2 separate regions of the Homo sapiens genome follow, and region 1 is linked to region 2. Evidence: read pairs that join two places in POLR2A ChIA-PET (ENCODE). Cell type or tissue: PC-9. All regions are shown on one strand. Each heading gives the region's core, and the rest is flanking DNA. Links, peaks and the distances in the headings are about the cores only.

What was found. ChIA-PET counts read pairs that join two places held together with the same protein. Peaks named below come from ENCODE experiments on the same cell type or tissue, not always from the same donor. Only the 100,000 strongest peaks of a DNase experiment are listed, where the experiment ranks them.
Region 1: POLR2A ChIA-PET joins it to region 2 with 10 read pairs; 2 of 35 experiments call an interaction of 5 or more read pairs at or near these places.

Annotation. Positions count from the first base shown.
Region 1 is chr2:61,131,270-61,144,113 of GRCh38, reverse strand. C2orf74-DT (C2orf74 divergent transcript) reads left to right here. Exons shown (of 2, transcript NR_036496.1): 2 at 169-2,522. LOC105374759 (a long non-coding RNA gene) reads left to right here and starts at 3,930. Exons shown (of 3, transcript XR_940137.1): 1 at 3,930-3,967; 2 at 8,139-8,251. It also overlaps a transcript of SANBR not described here. In PC-9, for the core only: a CTCF peak has its summit at 8,421; no DNase peak of the experiment used is centred there.
Region 2 is chr2:61,594,686-61,607,529 of GRCh38, reverse strand. It overlaps the pseudogene RNU6-1145P. Among named protein-coding and RNA genes, the nearest start is that of XPO1, 63 kb to the right of the region's middle. RefSeq lists enhancers at 9,137-9,702, 10,267-10,831. In PC-9, for the core only: no CTCF peak of the experiment used is centred there; a DNase peak (open chromatin) is centred at 8,749; H3K27ac peaks cover 1,106 bases.

The sequences.
Region 1 (12,844 bases), core at 1,923-9,922, 460 kb after region 2:
CGCCTGTAGTCTCAGCTACTCGAGAGGCTGAGGCAGGAGAACGGCGTGAACCCGGGAGGCGGAGCTTGCAGTGAGCCAAGATCGCGCTACTGCACTTCAGCCTGGGCGACAGAGCGAGACTCCGTCTCTCTCTCTCTCACGCTCTCTCTCTATATATATATTCCATAGACTGCATTGGAGAGAAAGGCGCCGGGACAGAAAAGCCTGAGATAAACCACCTGTCATTCTTGGAGAAAAGGATGCTGCGGCTTTCCCGATTTGGTTGATGAGATGGAAAATCAACCCTTACAGGAAGGACATCACCAATTCCGGAAAGGATGCTGCGCCAGTCATGTTTCCGCACTCTGTGAGACGTTGAAATCTCCAGAAGTTGCCCAAGGTTTTCAAGCTGAACACAGGAGAAATGACTCTGGATCTCTGAGGACTGTTTTCCTCAATAAGGAGCTGCAATCTTGGCTCCACCACCCTCCCTCCAAAACATCTCGTGTGTCTGGTATCTGGTTATATTGTGGCCTGACAGAGAAGTTTCTTTCGGGGCCAGTGAATTAAAAAAAAAAAAAAAAAGAAAAGCGGGTCCTACCAACTCATTAATACTTTAATACTTTAAATTTCCCTCTTTATAGTAGGTTGAAATGTCAGTATCTCTTAAGAACAATGGCTGAACCAAATGTTTCCTCAAAACTCACATTTTTTCCCACCATTTCAGAAGCTGCCTCAGGACTAAGCTTTGATTTTTTTTTTTTTTTTTAATCTGGCCCAAATTCCTATCTAAGGGGCCTGGGGAGTCATGCCCAACAAACCATAAATTCTCATCAGATGAGTTTTATTTAACCCTATATATGGTGACTTGCTTTCCAGTCTGACTCTGGCATGACATGTGACAAAGAAGAAAGTCAAAATATTTTACCCCAAAACATGTTTCTTTGCCATATTTTGAAATGGTCCTGCAAAGCTGTGCTTTGTGGGGGAAAATATGCATCTGTAAAGAATCTCTATTAACACAGCTAGATCTTTTTCTTCCAGGCCCTCCCAATCCTGAAGAGACTGAGAGTCTAGCATTGTTTTAAAGGTCTGAATAGGAAACATTTGTCATCTATCATCTCTAAGGGTAGCCATTATAAGACTTCAAAAGAACCTTTTGAAGTATTATAATCTTTTATCTTAACCTGAACATGTGCTTCCTATTGATCCCAGGTCTTCAGACAATTGTGAACTCAACCATTTGTCAATTAGAAAATGTTTAAATTGGCTGGGCACAGTGTCTCATGCCTCTAATCCCAGCACTTTGGAAGACCAAGGCGGGCAGATTGCCTGACCTCAGGAGTTCGAGACCAGCCTGGGCAACATGGTGAAACCCCGTCTCTACTAAAATACAAAAATTTAGCCGGGCGTAGTGGCATGCACCTGTAGTCCCAGCTACTTGGGAAGCTGAGGAAGGAGAATTGCTTGAACCCGGCGGGCAGAGGTTGCAGTAAGCAGAGATCGTGCCACTGCACTCCAGCTTGGGCAACAAAGTGAGACTCCATCACAGAAAAAAAAAAGAAAATGTTTACCTTTACCTATAGCCTGGAAATCCCTGCTTTGAGTTGCTCCATCTTTCTGAACCAAACCAATGTTATTTCTTAAACGTATTTCATTGATGTCTCATGCCTCCCTAAAATGTATAAAACCAAGCTGTGCCCCGAACACCTTGGGCACATGTTCTCAGGACCTCCTGAGGGCCGTGTCACGGGTCATAATCACTCATATTTGGCTCAGAATAAATCTCTTCAAACATTTTACAGAGTTGACTCTTAGTCAACATGTCCATACCTGATGAGATGCTTCATCAAAATTCTAGTGGACTGGCTAGTTCAGAAAATGGACCAGCCAGGTTTGCTTAAATGCACCCCTGCACAACTATCTCACTCCTGCTTGGAGCCGGCTAGATCAGGAGACCTGTCCCTAAACTAATGTACTCCATGTCTTAAGTCTTTTTGTTTTGTTTTGTTTTTGTTTTTGACAGAGTCTCAGTCTGTCACCCAGGCTGGAGTGCAGTGGCGTGATCTTGGCTCGCTGCAACCTCCGCCTCCCAGGTTCAAGAGATTCTCCTGTCTCAGCCTCCCAAGTAGCTGGGACAACAGGTGTGCACCACCATGCCCTGCTAATTTTTGTGTTTTAAGTAGAGATGGGGTCTCACCCTGTTGGCCAGGCTGGTCTCAAATTCCTGACCTCAGGTGATCCACCCACCTCGGCCTCCCAAAGTGCTGTAATTACAGGCATGAGCCACCGCACCCAGCCCATGTGTCTTGGTCTTTTTTACTAATATTGATTATAAAATGGATGAAACTTTGGATAAAATTTCTGCGTTAGAATTTCTTTTTATATCTGTCCTAAAGCTTGTAACTACTTGCTCATGATTTTTTGTGTATGTTTAGCAATGTGCATGTCATTGATGGCCTTTGTAAAGTATGTTCAATTGAGTTGTGGAGACAGAGGTGCAATTGGAGTAGGTTGTAAGAATAAAAAGGAGTAGGCAAAAAGGCACGGGTATACCAGTGGACTTCAAAGGGTACTCAGACTTTGTTCTTAAGGGATCAATTCCCAGATCTTCAGTTTCATATAAACTCTTTCCTAAAATTGACTTGCCTAAAAGCATGTTAGTGTTGTGGGCACAGCTTCTCTTTTCTTATTTCTGCTTTTACAGTCATCCTTTTTCCAAAAGGAAGGTATACATATCCTCCTTGTCTAACAATGGCACATTGCCCCAGGGTGTAAAAGAGGCCAGGGGTGACAAGCAGAGACACAATTCAAAGCATTTGTATTAAGAGAGCAGTAACTCCAATGCATTATTTTGCAAGTCACATTTTTTTGTTTTTGTTTGTTTTGAGACAGGATCTCACTCTGTTGCCCAGCCTGGAGTGCAGTGGTACGATCTCTGCTCATTGCAGCCTTGACCTCCCTGTTTCAAGGGATCCTTCTGCCTCAGCCCCCTAAGTAGCTGAAACTACAGGCATACAACACCACGCCTGGCTAATTTTTGTATTTTTTGTAGAGATGGGATTTTGCCATGTTGCCTAGGCTGGTCTTGAACTCCTGAGTTAAGCTATCTGCCCACCTCGGCCTCCCAAGGTGCTGGGATTACAGGCATGAGCCACCACACCTGGTTTTAATCTATAATTTCAAAGTTAAAATTTTTTTAAGTCAAAACTATGTAAAAAGTTATGCTTAGAAAAGTCTAGCTTCCTCAGCTCTATCCCTTCCACCTATTCCTTCCTCTGTCCCCCAGAGATAACCTAGTTCATTATTTTTGGTACATCTCTGTTTCTTTTTCTTTTTTTTTTTTTTAGATGCAGTCTCACTCTGTCGCCTGGGCTGGAGTGCAGTGGAGCAATCTCAGCTTACTGCAACCTCCGCCTCCCAGGTTCAAGCAATTCTCCTGCCTCAACTTCCTGAGTAGCTGGGATTACAGTCACCCACCACTATGCCCAGCTAATTTTTTGTATTGTTAGTAGAGACGGGGTTTCACCATGTTGGCCAGGCTGGTCTCGAACTCCTGACCTCGTGATTCGTCCACCTCGGCCTCCCAAAATGCTGGGATTACAGGCGTGAGCCATCATGCCCAGCTACATCTCTGTTTCTTTTTGCAAAAATAAATACATATATTTGTTTTTGGACTAATGTAAACATACTGTTAACTGAAATAGTAAATGGACTGTACTGTTAAAGAGAATCTATTAGAGTCTTGTTTGTATTTCTTGAACAAAATTATCTTGCTCTATATAGTTCTTTCTTTCCATATCAATTCACAGAAATCATCATTGTCCTTGCTCTGTTTTTTTTTTTTTTTTTTTGAGGGTCTTGTTCTGTCACCCAGGTTGAGTGGCATGATCTCACCTCACTACAGCCTCAACCTCCTGGGCTCAAGCAGTCCTCCCACCTCAGCCTCCTAAGTAGCTGGGACCACAGGATGTGCCACCATACCCAGGTAATTTTATTTTTTGTAGAGATGACATCTCACTATGTTGCCCAGGCTGGTCTTGAACTCCTGGGCTCAAGCTTTCCTCCCACCTCAGCCTCCCAAAGTGCTGGCATGACAGGAGTGAGCCACTGTGCAAAGCCTGTCCTTGTTTTTTTAATAGCTGTGCAATACTCCAGAGTGCTGATGTCCTATTATTCAACCCAGTCTCTTGCTGATGGACATTTGAGTTGTTTCCACATTATTGCTATTGTGTATAAATAACTCTACAATGAGTAGTCTTATGCTTGTATTGTTTTATATTTGTCAAGTTGTATCTTCATAGTAAATTCCTAGAAGTTGCATTACTGGGCCAAAAGATAAATAATATATGAGCATTAGGCTGGGCGCGGTGGCTCACGCCTGTAATCCCAGCACTTTGGGAGGTCGAGGCGGGTGGATCACGAGGTCAGGAGATCGAGACCATCCTGGCTAACACGGTGAAACCCCGTCTCTACTAAAAATACAAAATATTAGCTGGGCGTGGTGGCGGGTGCCTGTAGTCCCAGCTACTCAGGAGGCTGAGGCAGGAGAATGGCGTGAACCCAGGAGGCGGAGCTTGCGGTGATCCAAGATCGCACCACTGCACTCCAGCCTGGGTGACAGAGCGAGACTCCATCTCAAAAAAAAAAAGGGCAAAAGGGCTAGCTGTGGTGGCTCACACCTGTAATCCCAATACTTTTGAGTGGCTGAGGTGAGCTGATCACTTGAGCCCAGGAGTTTGAGACCAGCCTGGACAACATTGCAAAACCTTGTCTCTACAAAAAAATAAAAAATAAAAAATAGAAAAAAATAATCAGCTGAATGTGGTGGTGTGCACCTGTAGTCCCAACTATTTGGGAGGCTGAGGTGGGAGGATCACCTGAGCCAGATAAGATCAAGGCTGCAGTAAGCCATGATCACATCACTGCACTCCAGCCTGGGCGACAGAGTACGACTCTGTCAAAAACGAAAGAAAAGGAAAGGGAAAAGGAAAGGAAGGGAAAGGAAAGGGAAAGAAAGAGAGGAAAGAAGAAAAGAAAGAAAAAGAGAGAAAGAAAAAAGAGAAGGAAGGGAGGGAGGAGGGAGGGAAGGAGGAAGGAAGGAACGAAGGAAGGAAGGAAGGAGAGAAGGAAGGAAGGAGGGAGAGAAAGAGAAAGAAAAAGGAAGGAAGGAAAGAAGGAAAGAAGGAAAAGGGCTCCATGCAGCATTTACCTAGCTTGCCTTTCCATCTTTTGCCCTGTGAGGACACAGCAGGAAGGCCCTCACCAGACCAAATGCCAGTTACTTGAGCTTAGACTTCCCAGCCTCCAGAGCTGTGAGAAATACATTTCTGTTCTTTATAAGTTACCCACTCTGGGGTATTCTGTTATAGCAGCATAAATGGACTAAGACAATGGGCAAAGGATATAAGCAGGTAATTTTCAAAAAAGAAAACATAAGTGACCAACAAACTTAATGAATGTATGTTCAACCTCATAAATAATCAGGACATATAAATAAAAATAAAGAGACTATTTCATACTCACTGCACTAGAAAAAGTATTGTTTATCAGTACCTGCAGTCATCATTCACAGACATTCAGATCCTAAAGGTAGGAGTGGGAACTCTTTGAAGTTAGATGTGGTCACAAGACTTGTTAAAACAAGTGTGAGCCAACTAATTGTGAGCAGAATTGATATCGTCACTTGTGTGCAGAAATTGGGAAGAGCCAAATTTGAGCCCTTTAGTCAGTTTTTTCCCCTACTTCATTGAAGCAGGTGTCAGGATGGAAGCTCCATCAGCCCTGGTCCCTGAGTGACTATGATAACAAAACTTCATGAAGAAGAAATAGACCGTTGAATTAAGACACTGAGATTTTTGTGATTGTGTTACTGTAGCATAATTTAGTTATTCTGACTGATATAACCCCGATTTTTGGTGAGGAAACAGAACAACTGGGACTTTCATATGCTGCTTGTGAGCCTAAGCTGGTACAACGCCGGAGAAAACTTTTTGCAAATGTTTAGTCAAGTTCACAATGTGTATACCCATGTAGGCACAAGAAAAATGAGTGAAAGTTTTTGCTACAACATTAAAGAAAAAACTGAAAATAACCTCAATGTCCATAGACAAGAAATATATATTAGTAGATTAATAGAATACATTACTACTGAGTAGCTAAAATAAACTTAAGCTACCTGAATCAAAATATATAATTCTCAAACAGAGTCTAAAAAATTGCATGAGGATATGTATAGTATGAGGTCACTATATAAAGTAAACATAGCATATTATGCTGTAGCTACATAAAATATGTAGTAAAAGTATAACAACATGCATGGGCATAATAAGCATCAAATTCAGAGAAATGTTCACTTCTGGGAAAAGAAGAGGATGCAGGATCCTCGGTGATAGGGTATTTGGAATGTTTTATGTCTTATTTCAAAACATCAAATGCTACTATGTAAAAATGCTGGGTGGTGGGTACCTGGATATTTGTTGTATTATCCTCTGTACTTTTCTGTCTACTTGAAATACTGAATAATAATTAAAAAGAAAATACAAGCAAGCAAAAAGAAAAAAAAATATCTATAAGGCTTCCTCTCCTGCTCCAACTCTGAAATCACCTTAATTAATATATCGATGTAAATCTGTCCAATGTTCTTCCATATCTTTGTGTCTCTGCCTCACCTGGATAGGAAGAAAAAGGGTGGTAGTTCTTCAGATAACTACAGTAAAGACAGTGTGCAGAGTTTAGCAGGCTATGTACTCTATACCTTAATTTACATATTTAGGAGATGTCGTTTTGCCAACTTAAAAATATTTACTAAAAGGAGAAACATTTCATTATTATTATTATTATTATTATTTAGACAGGGTCTCGTTCTGTTGCCCAGACTGGAGACTGGAATACAGTGGCATGATTATCACTCACTACAGCCTTGACCTCTTGGGCTTAAGTGAGCCTCCCACCTCAGCCTCCTGAGTAGCTGGGACTACAGGCATACACCACCATGCCCCGCTAATTTTTTTTTTGTAGAAATGGAGTCTCACTATGTTTTCCTAGGCTTGTCTCACATTCTCAAGCGATCTTCCTACCTTGGTCTCCCAAAGTGTTGGGATTACAGGTGTGAGCCTCATTATTATTATTATTATTATTATCGTTGTTGTTGTTGTTGTTGTTTTGGAGACAGTCTCATTCTGTCGCACAGGCTGGAGTGCAGTGGCGTGATCTCGGCTCACTGCAACCTTCGCCTCCCAAGTTCAAGCAATTCTCTGCCTCAGCCTCCCAAGTAGCTGGGATTACAGGCACCTGCCATCACGCCTGGCTAATTTTTTTTATTTTTAGTAGGTGCAGGGTTTCACCATCTTGGCCAGGCTGGTCTTGAACTCCTGACCTCGTGATCCACCCACCTCGGCCTCCCAAAGTGCTGGGATTACAGGCATGAGCCCCCACGCCCAGCCTAGCCTCAGTATTCTTTAAGAGTTTGCATCAGTTTGCTTGCCATCATCTTTTTTTTTTTTTGAGACATAGTCTCGCTCTGTCGCCCAGGCTGGAGTGCAGTGGCACCATCTCGGCTCACTGCAACCTCTGCCTCCCGGGTTCAAGTGATTCTCCTGCCTCAGACTCCTGAGTAGCTGGGATTACAGGCGCATGCCACCATGCCCAGCTAATTTTTGTATTTTTAGTAGAGACAGGGTTTCACCATGTTAGGCTGGTCTTGAACTCCTGACCTCGTGGTCCACCCACCTCGGCCTCCCAAACTGCTAGGATTACAGGCGTGAGCCACTGCGCTTGGCTGCCATCACTTATATTGATTTGTTTAGATTCTTTTTTCTTTTTTTTTTTTTCAGACGAGTCTCGCTCTGTTGCCCAGGCTGGAGTACAGTGGTGCGATCTTGGCTCACTGCAACCTCCACCTTCCAGGTTCAAGTGATTCTCCTGCCATAGTCTCCCGAGTAGCTGGGACTACAGGCATGTGCCACCATGCCCAGCTAATTTTTGTAGTTTTGGTAGAGACAGGTTTCACCATGTTGGCCAGGCTGGTCTCGAACTCCTGACCTCAGGTGATCCGCCCGCCTCGGCCTCCCAGAGTGCTGGGATTACAGGCCTGAGGCAATGCGCCCAACCTTGATTTTTTTAGACTCTTTAAACTTTTTTCCTTTCTCAATTTTCAGAACTATAAGAGACTTCTAAATGCTTAGAGAACCTGTGTTATTAATATACAAAAGCATGACTCTGAAAACAGGCAATTCTGGCACTGAAGAGCATCAGATTTAAACTCCATCTTGTAAGTGGTTTTCTTTGTTCTTTTTCTGCTTTCTTTCCCTTTTCATATTTGCTTTCTATAATTCCCTACGTATTTTAGCTATAATTTCTCTTATCAGCTATTTCCCAGTATTCTGTTTCCTTCTACAAATGATATACACGTGGGCTGAGGCAGGCCAAACTTAGAGCTTAATGTGGTTTTCCTGCACTTTTAGCACCACCTAATGATAGTGCTCTGGTATAAAGAATCTATGCTTTCCTGATTTTTTTATGCTCCTGAACACATTTCTAGCTGTGGCTTACAGTGTTGGTCTTTTAACGATTATCATGTCACATAACAGTATAGTTTTCAACCTGTCTGCACAACAGAGTCACCTGGTTACCTCTAAAAAATGCTGTCATTAGGCCCAAATCCAGAGCCACTGTCAGAGAGGCATTAACTCTTATTCATTGGACAAAACTAGATGTCATTTAAAAGTACTCAGTTCCATCACTTACTGGGAAGAGTCAGCTTTCTTCCCTTGGTATATAACTACATATACTTATGGTATTATATGACTAATCATGGCTAAAAATGAATACACTTGAGAGATCCCTTCAAGTACTTGTTCGTGATATATACTAATTCTGACAGTTGCCTACATTTCTTTCTCTTAATTTTTTTAAATTTGGGCAAATATATTAGACACATAAAAGTGCCATGATTAAAACAACCAACAGTTATATCTGCCATTCAAAAATGAACTAAAGTCTGCAACCTCCGCCTTCCCGAGTTCAGGAGATTTTCGTGCTTCAGCTTCCTGAGTAGCTGGGATTACAGGCGCGTGCCACCACACCTAGCTAATTTTTGTATTTTTAGTAGAGACGGAGTTTCACCATGTTGGCCAGGCTGGTCTCGAACTCCTGACCTCAGGTGATCTGCCCACCTTCTCGGCCTCCCAAAGTGCTGGGATTACAGGTGTGAGCCACCACTCCCAGCCAAAAAAATATTTATTTTTGAGTCTCGCTCTGTTGCAAGGCTGGAGTGCAGTGGCGCGATCTCAGCTCACTGCAACCTCCACCTCCCAGGTTCAAGCAATTCTCCTGCCTCAGCCTCCCAAGTAGCTGGGACTACAGGCATGTGCCACCACACCACCAGCTAATTTTTGTATTTTTAGTAGAGACGGGGGTTTCACCATGTTGGCCAGGATGGTCTCAATCCTGACGTTGTGATCCGCCCACCTTGGCCTCCCAAAATGCTGGGACTACAGGCGTGAGCCACCGTGCCTGGCCAACAATATATTTCTAATATTTCTAATAGAGCAGAAGAGCTGGTCACAGAAACAAGACCAATAACAACAAAACAATGAGAACATGAGACTGCTAAAGTGTGCCAATGTTGTGAGCACAATACCACACAGAAAGAAGAGGTCAGCAGCTTCATGAAAGAGGAGATTTGAGCAGGGCCTTGAACAAGGGAACAATTTCAATAGGCAGCAAACAAAAGGCAACCATCTAGGTGGGGGAATAACGTGAGCCAAGCCAAAAATGGGAATAAGCACAATACAGTTATTTCTAAAAGTCTTTCATGTGGTCTACTAATAATAGCTAACATTTTTGAGCACTTACGATATGTCAAGCAGTATTCCAAGTCCTTTCATGTATTAATTCGTTTAACACAGCAACACTGTCATCAAGAGCACACTGCTCAAACCACTTTTTCTGTTGCTCTTAGACACAGTGCCGTCTCTGGGTCTCAGTTTGTCTGTCTGTAAAAAAGCAGATAATAACACTACCCTATGCATGATGGATATACACACCCAGGCAAACACAAGAAGAGATTAAACAAAATGATGTAGCTGTTAGGATAAATTGGTGAGATTGTGGGTTATATTTCTATTACCCAAATGCAATTTGATGCAATACTGGCCTTTTTGAAACAGTTTTCTTGCAATATAATCCACATATCATACAATTCGCCCATTTAAATGGTACAATCCAGTGGTTTTAAGTATACTCTCAGACTTATGCAACCATTACCACAATCAGTTTTGAACATTTTCATCACCTCAAAGAGAAACTCTGTAACCTTTAGCTATCATCCCAGGTGCCCATATCATTCTTCTCTCTCCTTCCCTAAGCAACCACTAATCTTGTCTGTCTCTATATATTTGACCATTCTGGACATTTTATAAAAATGGAATCATATGTGACTTTTTGTGATTGTCTTCTTTCACATAGCATGTTTTCAAGGTTTATCCGTGTTGTAGCACATATCTACTTCATTCCTTTTTAAAATTTTTATTAATTTTTTTTGTAGAGATAGGGTCTCGGTATGTTGCCCAGGCCGGTCTTGAACTCCTGGGCTCAAGCAATCCTCCTTCCTTGGCCTCCCAAAGTGCTGGGATTACAGGCATGAGCCACCATGACCAGCCTTCATTTTTTATTGAAAGTGAAATTCACATAAGAAAATTAACAAAAGTGTACAATTTAATGACATTTAGTGCATTCACAATGTTGTGCAACCATCACCTTCATCAAGCTCCAAAACATTTTCATTACCCCAAACAAAAACCACACATCCATTATGCACACATCCATTATGCAGTCACATTTTCTTCTCTCCAGTCCTGAAGAATTTTTTTTTTTGAGACAGAGTCTTGCTCTGTTGCCCAGGCTGGAGTGCAGTGCAGTAACGTGTTCTCAGCTCACTGCAACCTCCACCTCCTAGGTTCAAGCGATTCTTGTGCCTCAGCCTCCCAAGTAGCTGGGATTACAGGAATGCACCACCATGCCCGGCTAATTTTTGTACTTTTAGTAGAGACTGGTTTTCATCATGTTGACCAGGCTGGTCTTGACCTCCCGACCTCAAGTGATCCACCCGCCTTGGCCTCCCAAAGTGCTGGGATTACAGGCATGAGCCACTGCACCTGGCCAGTCCCTAACAATTTATAATTTGCTTTCTGTTGCTATGGATTTACCCATTCTGGATATTTTATATAAATAGAGTCATGCAGCGTGTGATCTTTTGTGTCTGGCTTCTTTCACTTAGCAAAATATTTACAAGGTTCATCCTTTTTGTGACTGATTAATATTCCACGGTATAGACATACGACATTTTCTTTCTCCATTTATCAGTCAATAGACATTTGGGTTGTTTCCACATTTTGGCTATTGTGAATAGTGTTGCTATGAACATTTGTGTACAAGTATTGGTTTGAGTACCTGTTTTCAATTCTTTTGCGTATATATCTGGGTCATATGGTAACTCTATATGTTTAACTTTTTGAAGAGCTGACAGGTGGCTTTTCAAAGTGGCTGCATTATTTTACATTCCCATCAGCAGTGTAGAGGGTTCCAATTTCTCCACATCCTTGGCAACATTTGTTGTTATGTAGCTTTTTGCTTATAGCCATTCTACTGAGCGTTAAAGTGATATCTCACTGTGGTTTTGATTTGCATTTCCCTGATGGCCAATGATGTTGAGCAACTTTTCATGCGCTTACTGACCATTTGTATATCTTCTTTGGAAAAATGTCTATTCAAGTCTTTCACCATTTTAAAAATTGGGTTATTTTTCTTTTAAATGTTGAGTTGTAGGCATTCTTTATACATTCTGGATACACGTTTCCTTATCAGATACATACTTTGTAAACATTTTCTCACATTCTGTAAGCTATCTTTTCACTTTCTTGATGTTCTTTGAAGCATAAAAGTTTTTAATTTTGGTGTCCAATTTATTTATTTGTTTGCTTGTTGCTTGTGCTTTTATTGTCTTATCTAAGAATCCTTGCCAAATCCAAGGTCACGAAGATTTACCCCTATGCTTTCTTGTAAGAGTTTTACAGTTTTGACTCTTACATTTAGGTCTTTGATCCATTTTGCATCAATTTTTACATATGGTGTGATGTAAGGATCCAACTTGATTATTTTGCATTAGCCTGTCTAGCTATCCTAGTGCCATTTGTAGAAAAGACTATTCTTTTTCACCCTTGATGAAAATCAGTTGACCATAGAAATGTGGGTTTATTTCTGGACTCCCAATCCTGTTCCATTGATCTGTATGTCTATCCTTATACCAGTACTGCACTGTCTTGACTATTGTAGCTTTGTAGTAAGATTGGAAATGGGAAAGTGTAAATCTTCTAACTTTGTTGTCTTCCAAAATTGTTTTGGCTATTCTGAATCCCTTGAGTTTTCACATAAATTTTAGAATCAGCTTGTTAATTTCTACAAGGAAGAGAGTCTCTCACAAGTCTCTCTGCTAGAGACTGTGGTGAATCTGTAGATTAAGTTGAGGAATACTCCCATCTTAATAACATTAAGTCTTATGATCCATGAACATAGAATGTCTTTCCATTTATTTAGATGTTAATTTCTTTCAACAATATTTTATTTGAATGTTTTCAGAATGTTTTCTGTTTCTTTTGTTAAATTTATCATTAGGCCTTTAATTTTTTGATGTTAAAAGTTGTTTTCTTAATTTCAATTTTAGATTTTTCATTGCTACTATATAGAAATAAGTTGATTTCTTCATATTGATCCTATATCCTGAAGTATTGCTGAACTCAATTATCTGTCCTAATTTTTTTTAGTGATTTCATAGAATTTCCTGCATACAGGATCAGGTCATCTC
Region 2 (12,844 bases), core at 1,664-9,663:
TACTATCTACATGAGGGGCCGTCTCTCATATGATGTTAGTAAACAGATAAATAGGTACAGTCACCATGGAGGGCAATTTGGCATTGTTTGTCAAAATGATATATGTACATTTGCAATAATAGTGCACTTAATACTAACTGTACGTGTAAAAAAAGTTAAGATAGTAAATTTTATGATATGTGTTTTTTTACCACAATGTAAAACAAATCATTTTTTAAATGACATATAGACATACCCTTTGACTCAACATTGTAACTAGATATTTATCCTATTCATATATACATATGTGGAAAATTATGTGTCTTCAAGAATATTAATAGCAATCTTTTTTGTATTAACAAAAGGTTAGACTCACATGTCCATCAGAAGGAGGCCCGTGAAATAAATTATGCTCCACTGTACAATGGAATACTAGTCAGTCCTTTAAAAGGAAGATATTTATACTGACAGGGAAAATTGCCATGATACATTGGAAAGTGTAAAAGGCAAGCAACTGTGTAAAAAACAGGTGGGAGGTAGGGGGTAAGAGGAGAGGGAAAGAAAAAAATATATATTTGCTTGTATATTGATAGGCTATCTCTGAAAAGAAACCCAAGAAATTCATAACATTAGGCTGGGCTCAGTGGCTCACACCTTTAATCCCAGCAAAAACTTTGGAAGGCTAAGGCAGAAGGATTGCTTGGGCCCAGGAATTTGGGGCTATGCTCTATGACCATGCCTGTGAATAGCCACTGCATTCCAGCCTGGGCAACACAGTGAAACCCTGTCTCTAAAAAACAAACAAAAAGCGGTTAGGGGCCTTATTTTAACCTTCCAAATGCTTGAAGTCATTTGTGACCACCACCCGCTCCCCCGCCACCCCCCCGGCTCCCAGCCTTCCCTTTTACCAGTGGAATAACCCCAACCTTTAACCTTCTCTCATATACCAATATAGCACCTGTTCAATCATTCTGGCTTCTCTGAGCTCTCCAAATCTTTCTTAAAATGTAGATTTACAATTGGTTCATGATATTTTAGTAAGGATTAGACATATCAAATATTGTGGAAGGATTATTGATTGACTATGTTTACACATGTCCTCCCATTAACACTTTCTCATGTTAGCTTTTCCAAGACTTCTTTTTTTTTTTTTTTTCTGAGACAAGGTCTCACTCTGTCACCCAGGCTGGAGTGCAGTGGCATGATCTCAGCTCACTGCAACCTCCGCCTCCTCAAGATCAAGTGATCCTCCCACTTCAGCTTCCCAAGTATTTGGGAATACAGGCACACACCACTACACCCGGCTAATTTTTTGTATTTTTATTAGAGACGGGGTTTTGCCATGTTGCCCGGCTGTTCTTGAACTCCTGGGCTCAAGTCATCTACCTGCCTTGGCCCCACAAAGTGATAGGATTACAGGCATATGCCACCATGCCTGGCCAATATCTCTGTTCTGAACCATCTTTCTGGGAACAAAATCATGTGGCTGATGTCAATTAAGGTGTGGCCCACATCCCAGAGTTAATATGGTTTGTTTGTTTTAATTTTTTTTTTTTTTAGATGGAGTCTCCTTCTGTTGCCCAGGCTGGAGTGCAGTGGTGTGATCCTCCTGCTTCAGCCTCCCAAGTAGCTGGGATTACAGGCACCCACCACCACGACTGGCTAATTTTTTTTTTTTTTTTTTGTATTTTTAGTAAAGATGGGGTTTCACCATGTTGGCCAGGCTAGTCTTGAACTCCTGGCCTCAAGTGATCTGCCCATCTTGGCCTTCAAAAGTGTTAGGATTATAGGCATGAGCCACCGCGCCCAGCCGGTTGTTTTTAATTGGAAAAATATGGAATGCTTCATGAATTTGCATGTCATCCTTGTGCAGGGGCCATGCTAATCTTCTTTGTATCGTTCCAATTTTAGTATATGTGCTGCCAAAGCAAGCACCAGAGCTGATGTTTTTTACGTCAAAAAGAGATCCATGGATTGCAAACCCACCCATCTGTGGCATGGGGAATGATGCCAGAATACCCTCCTTTAACAGAACCCAAAGGCAAAGAGGTGAGAGAGGAACGGTGGCCCCACGTCACTGGGGAATGACACAGACCAATTTAGTCAATTCAGCAGAATATTCAGTCAATCCATATATCTGATACACTAATTATCTGCAATGCATACTAAACACCATATCTAAGACCAGAGTTTTCACACTACAGTACTTCTTAACTAAAAAGGGGTTTTCTCTGCCAGTCTATTAATTTACTGAGAGTTCAAGACTTTAGTTAAAGATAAGGGATGGAGGCAACCCAATCCATCAGCAGCCAATCAAGAGACATTTTTCTGAGAACAAAGGTGAAAGAAGGTCAATGGAGGAGCTGGTACCCAATTCCAGATTCTAGAGGTCACAACCACTTTCAATCGTTTCCTCCCAGAAGTCTTTGCTTTCTAACCCCTGGATGGCCTTGTTGTTTTACCAACAGATAGAAACCTAGGTGGATTGAATTAATTTTGCTAGCATCAATCCATCAATCACAGGCTTGTTAAATATTAATGCATCAGGCCAAAATGACCTCAGGTTCTCCAAGAGGTATCCAGGTAACATAATTCAACTGCATTAGCAACTAGAGCTAACCTAAATACACACACACACACACACACACACACACACACACACACACAGAGAGAGAGAGAGAGAGAGAGAGAGAGAGAGAGAGCTACATTGCCAGAGAATTGTGTTAGGGCAATAAGATTATTTTATCCTATTTTTCAAAATACTGCTTTTGAAATTTTTTAAATGGGATTTTAGTAAATATAGATCACCTCTAAGTATTGTGTGATTAATTTGTATCTTAAAACTCCACGAAGAAGAAACAACTATTCTATAAGGGAGATTTTTTTTATTTCAGTGCATCAATGTAACATGTAGCCATTAAGATATGAGTAGACTGGTGAGTAACCCAGAAAATATTCAGGATATATTGTAAAATGAAAAAACAATGGGTACCATACAATGCCATTAAATACATAATATTTTCTTCTTTTTTTTTTCCAAGATGAAATTTCGCTCCTGTCACCCAGGCTGGAGTGCAATGGCTCAATCTCAGCTCACTGCTACCTCCACCTCCCAGGTTCAAGTGATTCTCCTGCCTCAGCCTCCCCAGTAGCTGTGGTTACAGGCGCTTGCCACCATGCCCAGCTAATTTTTGTATGTTTAGTAGAGACAGAGTTTCACTATGTTGGCCAGGCTGGTCTCAAACTCCTTTCCTCAGGTGATTTACCCACCTTAGCCTCCCAAAGTTGCTGGGATTACAGGCATGAGCCACTGCACCCAGCCTAAGAAAAAATTTGTTGTTTACCTAGAATTAAAATATAACCAAGTGTCTTGTATTTTAGGCAACCCTATATGTGCAGATTCTCAGCTGTCTTTCATTCTAAGAAAATACCAAAATCCACCTTCATTCCCACCTCCATCTATTCATCACTCAGATACCCAGAAGGTATCTATCATGCCTGCCATACCATATCTCCTGTTGCCCTTGACAGCCCTGTTTGGGCCTGGCATGATCTGGCCTCCTTTTCTCCCCACCACCTTCACAGCTGACTGGAGGCTGGCCTAGGGGATTACTAGAACCTCCATCTCAGAACTCAGCGCCTATTCACTAGTCAGCCAAATTCCGGCTGAAACTGAGTTGCAGCAGTGTCAGTGCAATAGGAGACCCCTGGTCGTAGGAGATTTGGCACCCATCACCCTTGGTTACCCTCCAGAAGTGTCAAATGCAGCCTCTGCCTAACAGTGCCAGTGCTCCTCCCCATAGCCTTGATGCTCACAGCCCCCTGGGAAAGGAACCTAGTCCCGGGCTCACTGCCATTGTCAGTGAGGTGGGGAATGTGTAATCTCTCAGGAAGAACTGGAGCATGGTAGATATTCCTGGAACACTGAGGTTCATCTTGATTATATATAACTGTACTATACTTGTTTTCCACATCTGTCTCTCCTAGACTATATATTCCTTGACAGCAAGAGCTATAACTTATGTCCACATGCTGAGAATGAGCACAAAGCCTGGGTAGTTTTACCACTAATGAATGAATGAACCAACAAACAAAATGGCCTACAATAAGGGATAACTAAGCAAACTGTGGTGCCTCAGATCTGTGGGACAGTACATATCTATTTTTTTTAAGTACATGTATTATCTTAATACATAGAAATTTTGGTCGGGCACGGTGGCTTATGCCTGTAATCCCAACACTTTGGGAGGCAGAGGTGGTGGATCACCTGAGGTCAGGAGTTCGAGACCAGCCTGGCCAACATGGTGAAATCCTGTCTCTACTAATAATACAAAAATTAGCTGACCGGGTGCGGTGGCTCACGCCTGTAATCCCAGCACTTTGGGAGGCCGAGGCAGATCAGGAGGTCAAGAGATCGAGACCATCCTGCCCAAAACCCCGTCTCTACTAAAAATACAAAAATTAGCTGGGTGTGGTGGTGTGCCCTGTAGTCCCAGATACTCGGGAGGCTGAGGCAGGAGAATCACTTGAACCCGGGAGGCAGAGGTTGCAGTAAGCCAAGATCGTGCCACTGCACTCCAGCCTGGTTAAAGAGTGAGACTCTGTCTCAAAAAAAAAAAAAAAAAAATTGGCCAGATGCGGTGGCTCACGCCTGTAATCCCAGCACTTTGAGAGGCTGAGGCAGGCAAATCACGAGGTCAGGAGATCGAGACCATCCTGGCTAACACGATGAAACCCCGTCTCTACTAAAAATACAAAAAAAAATTAGCTGGGCATGGTGGCGGGTGCCTGTAGTCCCAGCTACTTGGGAGGCTAAGGCAGGAGAATGGCGTGAACCCGGGAGAAGGAGCTTGCAGTGAGCTGAGATCATGCCACAGCACTCCAGCCTGGGTGACAGAGCGAGACTCTGTCTCAAAAAAAAAAAAAAAAAAAAAAAAAATTAGCTAGGTGTGGTGGCACATGCCTATAATCCCAGCTACTCGGGAGGCTGAGGCAGGAGAATCACTTAAACCTGGGAGGTAGAGGTTGCAGTGAGCCGAGATTGCACCATTGCACTCCAACCTGGGCAACAAGAGCGAAACTCTGTCTCCAAAAAATAAATAAATAAATAACGAGTAAATAAAATAAAATCTATGGTCAGACCACAGTCAAGACTGGCAGAAAATTTGGAGTCATAAATAATTTAGAGACTAGTACTCGGCACAAGATTTTTCTACAAATTTGCTCAATTTCAAAATAAATATTTGTATGCAGCTAAGAATCCAGAGGGACTTTAGCCTCTGAAGCACTGGAATAAGTAAACCTGCAGGCCTCAGAATTTGAGCTCCTTTTAAAATTGGCTCAGCACAGGTCATCAGGACCTCCTGAGACTATGTCACGGTGCATCCTTAACCTTTAAATTAAAAAAAAAATTCTGGGTGTGGTGGCTCACATCTGTAATCCCAGCATTTTGGGAGGCCGAGGTGGGTGGATCACCTGAGGTCAGGAGTTCGAGACCAGCCTGGCCAACATGGCAAAATCCTGTCTCTACTAAAAATACGAAAATTAGCCAGACATGGTAGTGCACTTCAGTAGTCCCAGCTACTCGGGAGGCTGAGGCAGGGGAATGGCTTGAACCTGGGAGGCAGCGGTTGTAGTGAGCTGAGATCATGCCATCGCACTCCAGCCTGGGTGGCAAAGTGAGACTCTGTCTCAAAAAATAAATAAATAATAAAAATAAATTTGCTCAAGCTAAAAGATTTTCCTTTTCAGAGGGCACTGTTTACTCTCATGCTCTTCATACTCTAATGTGACAGAAATCCTATCTATTCAACACAAATTGAGAGGAACATCTAGCCATGACATGGTTTGAGCAATAAAGACCAAAAGCATGTCCTTCATTCTCCCAGATAATCCCTGTTGTCTTTTTGCATTTCATGTTTGAATTCAGACTGTATTTAAGTGCTAGCCTAGTTCACAGAACCCACAGATCTAGGTGAATATCTCCCCAAACTTTTCATCGTGATCCTTCCCTAAAACCTTTGTTAGCTCCTGGTTGCCCAATCCAAATTCCTCAACCATCACATTCCCACAGAAGATAATTTCAATCTGCCCTTTCAATCTTTTATTAATCTCTTCTGCCTTAACTGCATTTGCCTCTGGTGTTTTACTCGTATAAATGCCTAATTTAAGTCCTCCTTCCCTTGCAATCTTCTCAGGTCCTCCCTATCAGAAGACTTTGAGAGCTCTCCTTCAAATTTTTCTGAATAGCTTTTACTCTGCACTTTTTTTGGCCCTTATTATTTTTCTGGCTTGTATTGTTAACATCCTTTACATGTGTTCATCTGGCATTTGGTATTTGCAAGTAGAAAATGTCATCGCTGAAGGTGGAACGAACCAGCTAGCTGATCTTCACAAGATGGGTCAATGTACCACCAGGTAGGGTCAGAAATTCAATTTGGTACATTCCCATTACCTGAGTGGCATCTTAAAATTTCCAGAAATGACACCATGCTCAGACTTAAGGGACTGAATCATGTTAACCAAAACCTCCCAAGGATGATTTACAAACCAGAATGTGTTCTTATTTTGCAGTGGGAGTGGCCATTTATATACGCTACTATCCTTCTAATGAAAACCAAATTACGGATAAAGACATTTCTAGTGAGCAGAGACAAGAAGATAGAAAGGAATTGGCTCCATAACCATGTGCTCATGATCTATTGCTGCTGTAACAAATTACTATAACCTTAGTGGCTAACAACGAACAAATTTACTTTTTTTTCTTCTTGTTTTCCTCAGACCTCGCAAGCCTGGGTAAATTTACTCTTTTACAGCCATGTAGGTTAGAAGTCTGATTTTATTCTCACTGGACTAAAATCAAGATGTTGGTAGGGTTGTGTTCCTTTCTGGAGGCTCTCAGCTTCTTTCATTTCCCAGCTTCTCAGGCCCTCACACTCCCTAGCTCATGGCCTCTTCCCCTATCTTCAAAGCCAGCCTTGAGTCCTTCTTATTATATATCACATCTGTCCGATCTCCACTTTTCCTTAATTCATCTGCTTTTAAAAACCCTTGTTATGGCCAGGTGCGGTGGCTCACACCTGCAATCCCAGCATTTTGGGAGGCCGAGGCGGGTGGATTACTTGAGTTCAGGAGTTCAAGACCATCCTGGCCAACATGGTGAAACCACGTCTCTACTAAAAATACAAAAATTAGCTGGGTGTGGTGGCACACGCCTGTAGTCCCAGCTACTTGGGAGGCTGAGGTAGGAGAATTGCTTGAACCCGGGAGGCAGAGGTTTCAGTGAGCCAAGATCATGCCACTGAACTCCAGCCTGGGCGACAGAACAAGACCCTGTCTTAAAACAAACAGACAAACAAAACCCTTGTTATTAAATTATTCTTATTGGAATGATATAGGATAACCCCCTACCCATCTTGAATTCATATATATATGTGTGTGTGTATATATATATAGATAGATAGATAGATAGATAGATATACATATATATGAATCCACACATATATGAATCATATATATATGAATACACACACACACACTTGCCTTTATTTATTAATTTTAATTTTTTTTTTTTTAGAGACAGTCTCATTACGTTGCCCAGGCCAGTCTCAAACTCCTGGCCTCAAGGGATCCTTCTGCTTCAACCTCCCAAGTAGCTGGAACTACAGGCTTAAGCCACTGCTCTTACTTATTATTTTGCTTTGTTTTTGTTTCTTGAGACGGAGTCTCACTTTGTTACCCAGACTGGCATGCAATGGCACGATCTCAGCCCACTGCAACCTCCACCTCCTGGGTTCAAGCAATTCTCATGCCTCAGCCTCCCGAGTAGGTGGGATTACAGGTGCGCATCACTGCACCCAGCTAACTTTTTTGTATTTTTAGTAGAGTCGGGGTTTCACCATGTTGGCCAGGCTGGTCTTGAACTCCTGACGTCAGATGATCCACTCACCTCTGCCTCCCAAAGCGCTGGGATTATGGGCATAAGCTACCGTACCTAGCCTGTTTTTGTTTGTATATACATTTTGCAGGGGAGGGGGAGGGGGCGGAAAGGCAGAGTCTGGCTCTGTTGTCTAGGCTGGAGTGTAATGGCATCATCATAGTTCACTGCAACCTCGATTTCCTGGGCTCTCAAGCATTCCTTCCTCCTCAACCTTCAGAATAGCTGGGACTACAGGCACACATCAACACACTCAGCTAATTTTAAAAATGTTTAGTAGAGACAAGATTTCACTATGTTGCCCAGACTGGTCTTGAACTTCCTGAGCTCAAGTGATCCTGCCCACTCAGCCTCCCAAAGTGCTGGGATGAGCCACCACACCCGGCCGTTAATATTTATTTTTGTTGTATGTATTTATGATGTACAACATGATGTTTCAATATACATATACATAATAAAGTGATAACAATAGTCAAGCTGATGAACATATTCGTCATCTCACATACTTACCTTTTTTTTTGTGGTAAGGTCACCTAAAATCTATTGCTTACCAGCCTTCCAGTATACAATATTATTTATTACAGTCTTCATGCTGTATATTAGATCTCTAGATTTATCATCCCACATAACTGTAGCTTTGTACCCTTTGAACTATATCTCCCCATTAAGACCATGAAGGTTCTTAATGCCATCTGTAAAGTCTCTTTACCATTGTTAGATATGAGTTCTAAATTTCTCTTCAAAGAATTAATATGTCAGTATGTTCAATTCTTTGCCTTCTACTTTTAAACTTAACTTCCTTGTGAAGCAACCTTTTTCGATTACCTGCTCCACCCTGACTCTTCTGATTACCTGCTCCGCCCTGACTCATTCTCCACCCTGACTCATTCTCCACCCTGACTCATTCCAATTTCCTGCTCTGCCATAACAATTTTTCCCACCAAACCACTCAACCTGTCACTCTCTTTAAATTAGCCAATCGGAATTAGTTTAGCCTGTGCAGTCTAACCCTGGCGAATAGGGGAATGACGCAGCAGCAGGGGCCACATGCGTCAGGGATAAGAACCCCTTCCCCTCCCTTGTCCAAGTGTGCACTCACCATTGCTCCATCTGTAAGGGCGCACCCTTCTATAGAAGTACATTGCCTTGCTAAGAATTAAAAATAAAATTTTATATTCGAGTGCTATTTCTTTTGTGGCACCGAAACTTTATTTATAACACCATGTAAAGCAGCATATCTACAGATTCTAGGAACATCTTTGGGAGGCCATTATTCTGCCTACTACAATCAAATTTCCAAAAAGATATTCATAGGAAGCTAATATATTGAGTATGAATATTAGCACATATGTAAAATAAGAAAATATTACTTTTATTCCCAAATTTGGGCTTCCATTCAACTAAAGTGATAGGAATGTAATAATCAATCACTGTTGAGGGCAGCCTATGTGGTACCTGGGATACCAGAAGAGCTCACATTTCTAGCCTGTAATGCCCAAAAATCCCGGCCTTAGGCCATGTGGTCCCCTACCATGCAATAGTACTCTATTCCATGGGGTGTGGGCATTTTTGCCCAAGCAGAACACCTTGAGGTCCTAAACACCAGCATCCACTCTAAAGTCTTTACCCCTCCCTGGGTCCCCAAAATAGTAATAAAGTTCATGAGACTCCAGGACCCTTCCTTGTCTTCCCCACTCCCACTTCATTCCTCTCCCAGGCAGATAGCTCTCTCTTTCTTCCCTCCCTTTCTCCACTGGTTTTAACACTTTTACAAAAGACCGGAAGAGCGTTTGGCTTTAAGCGGCTATTGGCTTTCCCTCTTGCAAAATTCCTAGGAAGGGAATTACAAAAGACCTAGACACAAAGGACCTGTGTAGAGTGGGGCGAGCGGGGTTGTGTGGGGGCTGAGAAATACTGTAGTGAGCAAAACACACTGCTACAATTAATAAATTAACATCACAAAAAACTGTCCTGTCACATAAATATAGCCTACTATTTTATCTTTTTCTACCAGGATCTATTTTTGTTTTTTTAATTTTTAGTAGAGACAAGATTTCGCCATGTTGGCCAACATGGTCTCAAACTCCTGGCCTCAAGTCATCCACCTGCCTTAGCCTCCCAAAGTACTGAGATTACAGGTGTGAGCTACCAGACCCAGCCATGATCTATTTCCATTTCGATGACTTCTTTCCTCTTCTGTACAAATAGAACTGGTAAATTCTGACTCTTTCGTAGTCTTTTCTTTTTTTTAAGGTTCTTTATAAACCTTGAAACTTCTGTTTGCATTTGTCATATACCTGTGGATTTTTTTTTTTTTTCCTTTTGTGGGGGTTGGGGAGTGGCGGATAAAGCAGGCTCTCCATTTATTGCCCAGGCTAGAGTGCAGTGGCTCACTGCAGCCTCAGACCTCCTGGGCTTAAGCCATTTGCTTGCCTCAGCCTCCCAAAGTGCTGGGATTATAGGTGTCAGCCACCATGCCCAGCCCTTGTGAATGTTTCTAATACTAAGTTTTATCTATACTAGCTAATTTAACCTGTCTGCTCGCTTAAGAGATTTGTGGACACACCTTAATCTATTAGTGAGATATTTACAAAATAATAGATTAGGCTAGGATGGATTCTTTCTGTCTGAAGATAACAAATCTATATTTGTGTATGTGTATGTATGTTTGGTGCTCTTATTTTTATTATTATTTTTTATCGTTTTTTGAGGCAGCGTGTCCCTCTGTCGCCCAAGCTGGAGTCAATGGCGTGATCTCTGCTCGCTGCAACCTCTGCCTCCCAAGCTCAAGTGATTCTCATGCCTCAGCCTCCCACGTAGCTGGGATCACAAGCATGCACCACCAGGCCTGGCTAATTTTTTGTATTTTTAGCAGAGACAGTGTTTCACCATGTTGGCCAGCCTGGTATTGAGCTCCTGGCCTCAGGTGATCTGCCTGCCTTGGCCTCTAAAAGTGCTGGAATTACAGGTATGAACCACCGTTCCCGGCCCTTTGTGCACTTATTTTTAGTTATTATTTTTATTATTATTATTGTGGCAAAATGTACATAAAATACAGATTACCATTTTAAAGTGTACAGCTCAGTGGCTTTAAATACAATGTTGTCCAACCATCACTATCTAGTTCCAGAAATTTTTTTATCACCCCAACTGGAATCCTGGTACTCATTTTTTTTGTTGCTTATTTTTATTTATTTATTTATTTATTTTATTTTATTTTTTTTTTTTTTGAGACGGAGTCTCGCTCGCTCTGTCACCCAGGCTGGAGTGCAGTGGCATGATCTAGGCTCACTGCAAGATCTGCCTCCCGGGTTCATGACATTTTCCTCCCTCAGCCTCCAGAATAGCTGGGACTACAGGTGCCCGCCACCAAGCCTGGCTAATTTTTTGTATTTTTAGTAGAGATGGGGTTTTACCATGTTAGCAGGATGGTCTCGATCTCCTGACCTCGTGATCTGCCCGCCTCGGCCTCCCAGAGTGCTGGGATTACAGGCGTGAGCCACCGCGCCTGGCCTATTTTTTTTTTTTTTTTTTTAAGAAATGAGGTCCCGCTCTGTCAACCAGGCTGGAGTGCAGAGGCACTATCATAGCTCACTGCAGCGTCAAACTCATTGGCTCAAGCGATCCTCCTGCCTCAGCCTCCCAAGTAGCTGGAATTACAGGTGTGTACCACGATGCTCAGCTATTTTTTAAGCAGTCATTCCTTGATGTCCCCCTCAATCTTGTATTTGTAGAGTTTCTCTAGTAATTTTTTTCATCCAGTATAATACATTCACAATCTAAAATACATAAGGCCAGGCATGGTGGCTCATGCCTGTAATCCCAGCACTGTGGCAGGCCGAGGAGGGTGGATCACTTGAGGTCAGGAGTTCGAGACCAGCCTGGCCAACATGGTAAAACCCCGTCTCTACTAAAAATACAAAAATTAGCTGGGTGTGGTGGCGCATGCCTGTAATCCTAGCTACTGGGGAGGCTGAGACCCAAGAATTGCTTGAACCTGGGAGGCGGAGGTTGCAGTGAGCCGAGATCATGCCACTGCACTCCAGCCTGGGCAACAGAGCAAGACTCCATCTTAAAAAGTAAAAATAGAATACATAAATTTCCAGCCAGGCCTATAATCCCAGCACTTTGGGAGGCCAAGATGTTCAGATCGCTTGAGCTCAGGAGTTTGAGACCAGCCCGGCCAACATGGTGAGACCCTGTGTCTACTAAAATACAAAAAATTAGCCCGGCATGGTGGCAGGCACCTGTAGTCCCAGCTACTCAGGAGGCTGAGGCAGGAGAATCACTTGAACCCCGGAAGAAGACGTTGCAGTGAGCCAAGATCGTGCCACTGCACTCCTGCCTGGGTGACAGAGGGTGACTCTGTCTCAAAAAAGAAAAAAAAAAACAACATAAGATTTCCCACTATTTCGCACTCTACCTTGTTTCTCTGGAGTGTGCTTCCGCAGTTCCTTATGCAGATGTAAGCAAAATTCTCCTCATTTTTACACAGAACGTACCATCTTAAAAAGTTTTGAACTTTGCATCTTTTTTCACTTAAAAATACATCCTTGGCCAGGTACAGTGGCTCAAGCTTGTAATCCCAGTACTTTGGGAAGCTGAGGCAGGGGGATTGCTTAAGCCTGGGAGTTAGAGATCAGCCCACACAACATGGCAAGACCCTGTCTCTACAAAAGCAAGAAAAATTATCCAGGCGTAGTGGTGCACACCTGTAGTCCCATTTACTCAGGAGACTCAGGTGGGGGGATCACTTGAGCCCAAGAGGTGGAGGTTGCAGTAAGCTCTGATTGTGCCACTGCACTCCAGTCTGGGTGACAGAACAAGTCCCTATCTCTAAAAAGAAAAAAAAAATGGCATTTTACATATAAGGTAACCGTAAGTCCTGTTTTGTTTGGGAAAGACCCTGTTATGTGTTATGCCTGCTTT